2 separate regions of the Homo sapiens genome follow, and region 1 is linked to region 2. The links are chromatin contacts, found by Hi-C or POLR2A ChIA-PET in ENCODE. All regions are on one chromosome and are shown on one strand. Each heading gives the region's core, a stretch centred on a gene start or an enhancer-like site at or near the end of the contact. The rest is flanking DNA. Distances are from core to core; before and after follow the strand shown. Region 1 overlaps LTN1 (listerin E3 ubiquitin protein ligase 1). Region 2 has its middle 110 kb from the start of HEMK2.

Region 1 (3,226 bases), core at 353-2,852, 170 kb after region 2:
CTGCATATTCCCCTCAGCATTTAATTAATACTCTGCACAAAGTGGATGCTCAATAGATACTTGAACCGATACACTCTTTCCACAGCCACCATATGGCCAAAGATAGTTTTACTGAACAGTAGCAAACGGAAAATGTGATTTAAGAACAATTAAGAGAGTGACACAATCTTTTGGGTGAAATCTATATTTCATTTATATCTTACAGATAACTAAAAAGATCTATCTGTAGAATGAATATAACTCTATAGCTTCTGTGCTGCTTCAGTCCTCTAAAGACATTATAAGTGAGATGGATTATAAGAATTTAATAAAACAAATTATTTAAAAAAACCTTACAAGGCTGGCTCTTCTTCTTCATCTCCGTATGACTTTAGATTATCCTGATCATACTGTGGTAATTCAGGCATCAATCTAGAAATTAGAACATTATTTTTAAATATGTGATATTAAACTGTTTATTAAGTCGTGCTCAAGAGCAGAAAGACCAATACTTATTTTATAATGAGTAAATGTTTTAATGAGTTTTCTTTAAAATAACTACTATAGCCAGGACTATTGAAATATAAATTGTGTATAGAGAACAATAACCTAAAAGATGAGGCAACTTAGGGTCCCTATAAGTGAAGCAGTCAGATCTCCTTCTTTTAAAAATTTTACTTTAAATAATTAAAAGTAAAAACTAAGCATATATTCTATTTTTTTAGACCACTGTAACATTGATTCAATTGGATGAATTCTTACTTGTATAGCATATGATAAACAGCAATTTGCACAGGCCTAGCTCTGAAGAGGAGTAATGGGGCCAATGTATTTAACAAAGTCTGGAGATATTCTGGTAAGTTTGTTTTTTGGTCAGCAACTAATCTTGCAGGAAGTTTGTGACTCAATAGCTGTTCCTTTGAGATATACGTTAATGTTTCACACATGGGTTTCAGCATTGCATTCTGAAAGGATGTTTCAGACACATCTTTGTTTTCTCCTAATGACAAAAAGGAAAGAAACATGCACGTCTCAAAAGAAAGTTAGTATAGCTTAAATGATTCACAAACAATCAAATGTCATTTAAGAAAATGAAATAAAAACTAGACATAAACAATAAAGCAGTCTTAACTAGAAACATGAACTGAATATATATTCCAGTTAATCTCAACTGTTTTAATGACTTTTATCTGATCCAGCAAATGTTCAATAGCAAGGTTCTATTCACATCATCCATTCATGTTATCTGAAGTATTATTATTTTAATTTGCAACAGTCATTGGATACCTTGCCATTTTTCAATTTCTGTCTGTAAAGTAAAGCATAGATGATGCTTCTGAGAAGCCAAGCTTTCTCTTCTGGCTTTTTCTTTTACTATTTAGTATTATTTGATTTAAACATCAAAATTTTTGCTTTTGAATTTTTCAGTAAGTCATTTCCAATGAATCAATCTCACTATTATTCCCTTTTTCACTTGCCTGTAACAGTCACCAAAATAGGTAAAAGCAAACTGTGGATGCCTTGGGAAAAAAATTCTTTCCATTCACTGATTAGATTTACAGGAAGATTGCCAATGGTATCCAGAGTTGTGGAATCAAAGAAAGCACTGAGGTCACAGGCCAAATCACAGCTGACACAGGCAAACAGTTGCACAAGTGGAATAGAATACAATGCCTGATTCTCACTTGTTGTCTGAAAAAACAATAAAAATGAAATAGGTAAACAGACTTCTACCAGAACACTACAAATAAAGCCAATATAAAGAAAAGCCCCACTTTCATTTCTTTGAATTTTAAAACGAAAAGCAGTTGAGGTGTGTAATCTCAGGAGAAACATAAAATTTTACATCAAAATAACTTTTTTCTTCAAAATTAAATACCATGAATAGAATCATTAATAAACAATTTATTCTCAAGTACCCTTTTTAATTTCTAACCCATGGAAGGAAACACTAAGTCAGACACATTAAATACACATTTATAATCTTCTCAGTAGCCCTACAAGTTGTAAGTTATTATTTTAAAATAAGAAAATCGGCCAGGCACAGTGGCTCATGCCTGTAATCCCAACACTTTGGGAGGCTGAGGCAAGTGGATCACATGAGGGCAGGAGTTTGAGACCAGCCTGGCCAAAATGGTGAAACCGCATCTCTACCAAAAATATAAAAATTAGTCGTGCATGCTGGTGGGCATCTGTAATCCTGCTATTTGAGAGGCTGAGGCACAAGAATTGCTTGAACCCAGAAGGCGGAGGTTGCAGTGAGCCAAGATCGCACCATTGCACTCCAGCCTAAGCAACAGAGCGAGATTCTATCTCAAATTTAAAAAAAAAGAAAGAAAGAAAGAAAGAAAACTGAGTCTCAAATAGTTTAAGTTTAAAACTCTAAGTCACATAGCTAATAGCAGGCAAAGCAGAGATTCAGACCAATCCAACCCTGACTGACTTGCTGCCTTGGAGCCCACAAGTAATATACCTCTGGTTGCTTTGGGTCAAAAATTACACTAATTCCCTCTGAATCTGCTACTATTTAATGCATTACTCTCACAATATTCACACAGTATGTTTTAGAAATAATCTAATTATAACCAAAAAAGACCAAAATAATTGTCATTAACAGATAAAACCTGAAAGGGCTGTGCTGCAAATATTACAATAAGCTAATGGAGAAGGCATTTTAATAACAGGAGATTTGGTCACTGAATGATGCTGGTAGTCATTAAAAATCTATCATTTTACTATTCTGTCAAATAGTAGCTGGTAAGAAGAACATCTATAAAGTGTTTTAAATTATACAAAGGAACCAATTACAATCATCACTTAAAGAATGAGATTAGTAAATAGTTCTGATGCAAAAGTATGTACAAAAACCCACAAGAGGTGATGACATATCGGGTTAATTTACCTCCAACCAAGCCAACATGGAGCACATGATGAAGTCCCACTCACTCTCTGCCAAAGGGGATGAGCAGTATTTCAGAAATAGGGAAAGAAACCGGATTATTTCTATATTTACACCCAGTACCTCTGGACTTGCTTCTGATAGATTACTGTGATAAAGATAAAAACAAAAGACAATAAAAGATTATATTGACATTCAATTAGAAAGTATGCTACTTTAAATCTTACATACTTATTTATAACTGACTTAAATGTCTACCATAATTTCTCTACAAAATTGTGACACAGATACGTAATCTTTGTCTGAATTGTATACTGAAGGAAAAACATAGTATAAAGTATCACCTAC
Region 2 (3,474 bases), core at 314-2,813:
AGCCCCTTTACTTTCTTCCCTCTGGGCTCTTCTTAGGTTTTCCTTACCATTCAATTCAACTTGTTTCCAAGTGAAGGGAAGAGGATGGGGAATGAGGCTTCCCAAGGATATGTCCAGTATCTTTATGATACTGAGACCTTTCCAAGTGCTGTCATTTGAATGTGTCCCCCAAAGTTTGTGTGTTAGAAACTTAATCTCCAATGCAACAGTGTTGGGAGGTGGGGCCTAATGAGAGGTGATTAAGTCACGAGGGCTCTGTCATCATGTATGGATTAATGTCATTATTGTGGGAGTGAATTAATTATCTCAAGAGTGGGCTTGTTATAAAAGCAAGTTCAGCTCTCTCTCTCTCTCTCTCACTCGCTCTCACCTTCCACCATGAGATCACACAGCAAGAAGGCTCTTGCCAGATGCTGACACCTTGACTTTCTAGCCTCCAGAACCATGAGCCAAACACATTTATCTTTGTTATAAATTGCTTGGTCTGTGGTATTCTCTCATAGCAGCATCAAACTGACCTACACACTGAGCACCTAGATCAGACTCCTCTTAGAATATCTCCTGAGTAGCATCATGCTACAATTCTCTACCTCTTTCTCCACTGTGAGTCAGTACCAAATGCTGTCTCTCTTCCTTATTCTAGCCATGACTCTGGATGGAGAAATAAGATTAAAACACACACACACACGCGCAACTTACTGGAATTTATAGAGCAGTTACTTCATGCCAGACACTGTGATAAGTACTTCAGAAACATTACATCAATTAATCCTCACAAACAACTGTTACTCCCATTTTATAGGCAAGGATATTGAGACACAGTGACCACACAAATAGCAAGTGGCAAGCCAAGGTTTGAATCCCAGTTTGAGGTCACCACTGTGCTCTGTGAACAGGACTTATGATGGCCAAGTACTAATATTACAATATTGGAATTTATACTCTCTGGAGTTACGATTCAGGGAGAGATGATTTGGAAGTATAAAGTCAGATATTTTCATATTAAATCTAGGTCAAATGTTCTCAACCAGAGGTTATTTGCATCACTCTCCCACCACCCTGACCAGGAGACATTTGGTAATGCCCAGAGACATGTTTGGTTGTCACAACTGGGGACTGCTACTGGCACCTAGTGGGTACAGGCTAGGGGTGCCGTGAAAAATTCCATAATGCACAAGATGCACCACCCCCCCCCGCCAAAGAATTGCCTACTCCAAAATGTCCACAGTGCTGTGATCCAAACACCACCTCTAGGGGTTTGGTTTAGTTGCCATATTTTCCTCTCCCCTACCCATTCTTCTCTTTGGATTTTAATTCTCTGTGTCCATTTTAACAGTCTTGTTTTAGGTTAATCTTTTACTATGACTTTCCAAGGTCCTTTTAGGAAGCAAGGGGAGTGTGACTGAAGGAAAAACTGACATTCAAAAAATCTCCTGAGAAATAGCACCCTGCTTGGAACAAAATCCTCTGTGAACACTATTTTGGGAACAGTGACCAAACAAGCCAGTCGTCTGCCACTTACACATCCAATCCTGCTTACTACCACTGCTTCCTGGAATCCTGTCCCAAGAAAGGGGCTAGGGGTGAGGAGAGTGGTTACCCTGGAACATACCATTTCTATGAGAAATCTTAAAAGAAAAAAAAAAATGAAGACAACAAACCTGTAACTTGATGCCAGCCTGAAATCCTCTTCACTAATCATAAGTCAGAGAAAGTGAAATTATTTCCATCACACTCATACAGCATGTTCTCTGGGGTTTGCAGGAACAGAAGAGACAATGTGGAGAAAATGCATCGTCTGTGGTTCTGAAATCAAAGCCTAATTAGTCAGAAGACAAATCCCATGGGCTTCAGTACTAAAACCTATGTTTCAACCATGCCTATGTTGGGAAAGTCCTAAAAGTCAAAGAATGATAAGGCAACTTTAGTGGAGAACATCTTTGTTTACATTACAGGACTCACATGTAAACTTTGAAAGCATGCAATCAAGTGAACAAAATATTTTAATTGGCCTTTAAAATATTATTATAAGAGCAAGACCAACTTGTTTAAAGTATTGCCTGGCTGGTCTCTGGTTTTGGCAGCTCATTATACTGTCTTAATGCCGTAAGATTTATTAATGGTCACATGCATTTCTCTGAAAAGCATTCCACATTTTATCCAATTCTGGGTAAAGGTTATTTATACCTTAGAATGCTCTTAATTGCTTCACATTAAAGAAAAATATGGAATAAGTTATAAGTATTGCCTCATTTAATGTATTTTCAAATTATAGCGTTTTGGCAAGTTTTGCTCATTGACTTCTTTAAGCTTGGGATATCTTTTATCCCTTTTACATTCTCTCAAAATTTTCCTTATCACTCAAAAGCTAATTCAGATACCAATTCCTCCATTAATCTGTTCCTGACTCCCACATCAGCATTAACCAAATGTGCTTCTCTGCTCCCAACCATATTGCTTCTGTATTCACTAGGCATATGTAACAATCATTTTGCTCTACATTATATTTGTCTCTGTCTTTCTTCTTTAATTAAAGTAATTAAAGTACCTTCAGTGGGAAAGACAGCATGTTATTCATTTTGCATCTGAGGAAACTGATAGGGTGTCTGGAATTAGCATCCAATAACGATTGATTAAATTACATGTAATCATATGAGTTTTATCAAATAAAAATTGCTTCAAGTTTGTTCTTTTGGTTTGTTTGAAGCGGTTTGCTCATTTTAATAATTACATGAGACCCAAGCCTCAATCTCTTAGAACAGGTAGCTCTAGTGCCTCTCCTGCTCTAGACTTAATTTTGTTTCCATTGGTGCCAGGATATGAACAAAACATTTTCTGATGCAAATATAGTCTCAGATTGGGACCACACCAAATACCACAGTCCAAGTAGGTGAATAATGCACTGAATATTTGGCCTGGTTTGGCTGATTGCAGGCAAGCTAGCTAATAATTAATTAAAGTAGGATCTTCTGTATTTACTTCATTTCAAAACTCCTTGACACTCTCTCACTCGGCAACTCTCATTATCAACTAATGACATTTAAACACCTAATACATACTAGGCATCTTTAACAACTAGAAATACAGAGCTCAGTAAAGACACAGAACTGACTTCATATGAACAAATGTAGAAACATATTAATAGAAGATTCTCTCTTTTAATATCTAAAAGATTGAAAAGATTGTTTAACAGAAAATATTGACCTAGAATGTGACTTGAGCAGGCAAGTAGTTTGTTTCCAAGAGAAACAGGTACTCTCCTAGTAATTGCATTTTAAATATACACGATGTGCCACTGAGATCCCATAAATAATGCAGACCAAGGTCTCTAGGCCATGCATGGGAAGAGACTTGCAAAGATTAATTCAAAGACAAGGATCATCTCTGGGAAAATCCCAGCTGCAATGCTCTACTGGTATTCTGCATCAGATTCTCCATGGTTTCTACCTGAAAGCCAGAACCTCACCAATCTAG

The links. A loop is a pair of places that touch in the nucleus more often than their neighbours do. ChIA-PET counts read pairs that join two places held with the same protein, here RNA polymerase II (POLR2A). Pooled maps may share reads with other maps.
Region 1: a loop to region 2 is called in a map of chondrocyte, with 2.6 times the contacts of the local background. The contact joins two enhancer-like sites. A Hi-C loop is called at or near these places in 2 of 168 maps with a recorded cell type or tissue (aorta and chondrocyte), 1 of 37 single-sample maps with no recorded cell type and 9 of 50 pooled maps. POLR2A ChIA-PET finds 5 or more read pairs at or near these places in 1 of 52 experiments (AG04450).

The regions. Positions count from the first base shown.
Region 1 is chr21:28,942,926-28,946,151 of GRCh38, forward strand. LTN1 (listerin E3 ubiquitin protein ligase 1) reads right to left here. Exons shown (of 30, transcript NM_015565.3): 21 at 2,882-3,026; 22 at 1,458-1,671; 23 at 742-979; 24 at 337-411. Among named protein-coding and RNA genes, the nearest start is that of LTN1, 48 kb to the right of the region's middle. Within about 2 kb of position 1,603, at least 2 of the 41 ENCODE cell types and tissues checked have a DNase peak (open chromatin) inside an H3K27ac peak, as active enhancers do.
Region 2 is chr21:28,770,333-28,773,806 of GRCh38, forward strand. It overlaps a transcript of HEMK2 not described here. Among named protein-coding and RNA genes, the nearest start is that of HEMK2, 110 kb to the right of the region's middle. Within about 2 kb of position 1,564, at least 3 of the 41 ENCODE cell types and tissues checked have a DNase peak (open chromatin) inside an H3K27ac peak, as active enhancers do.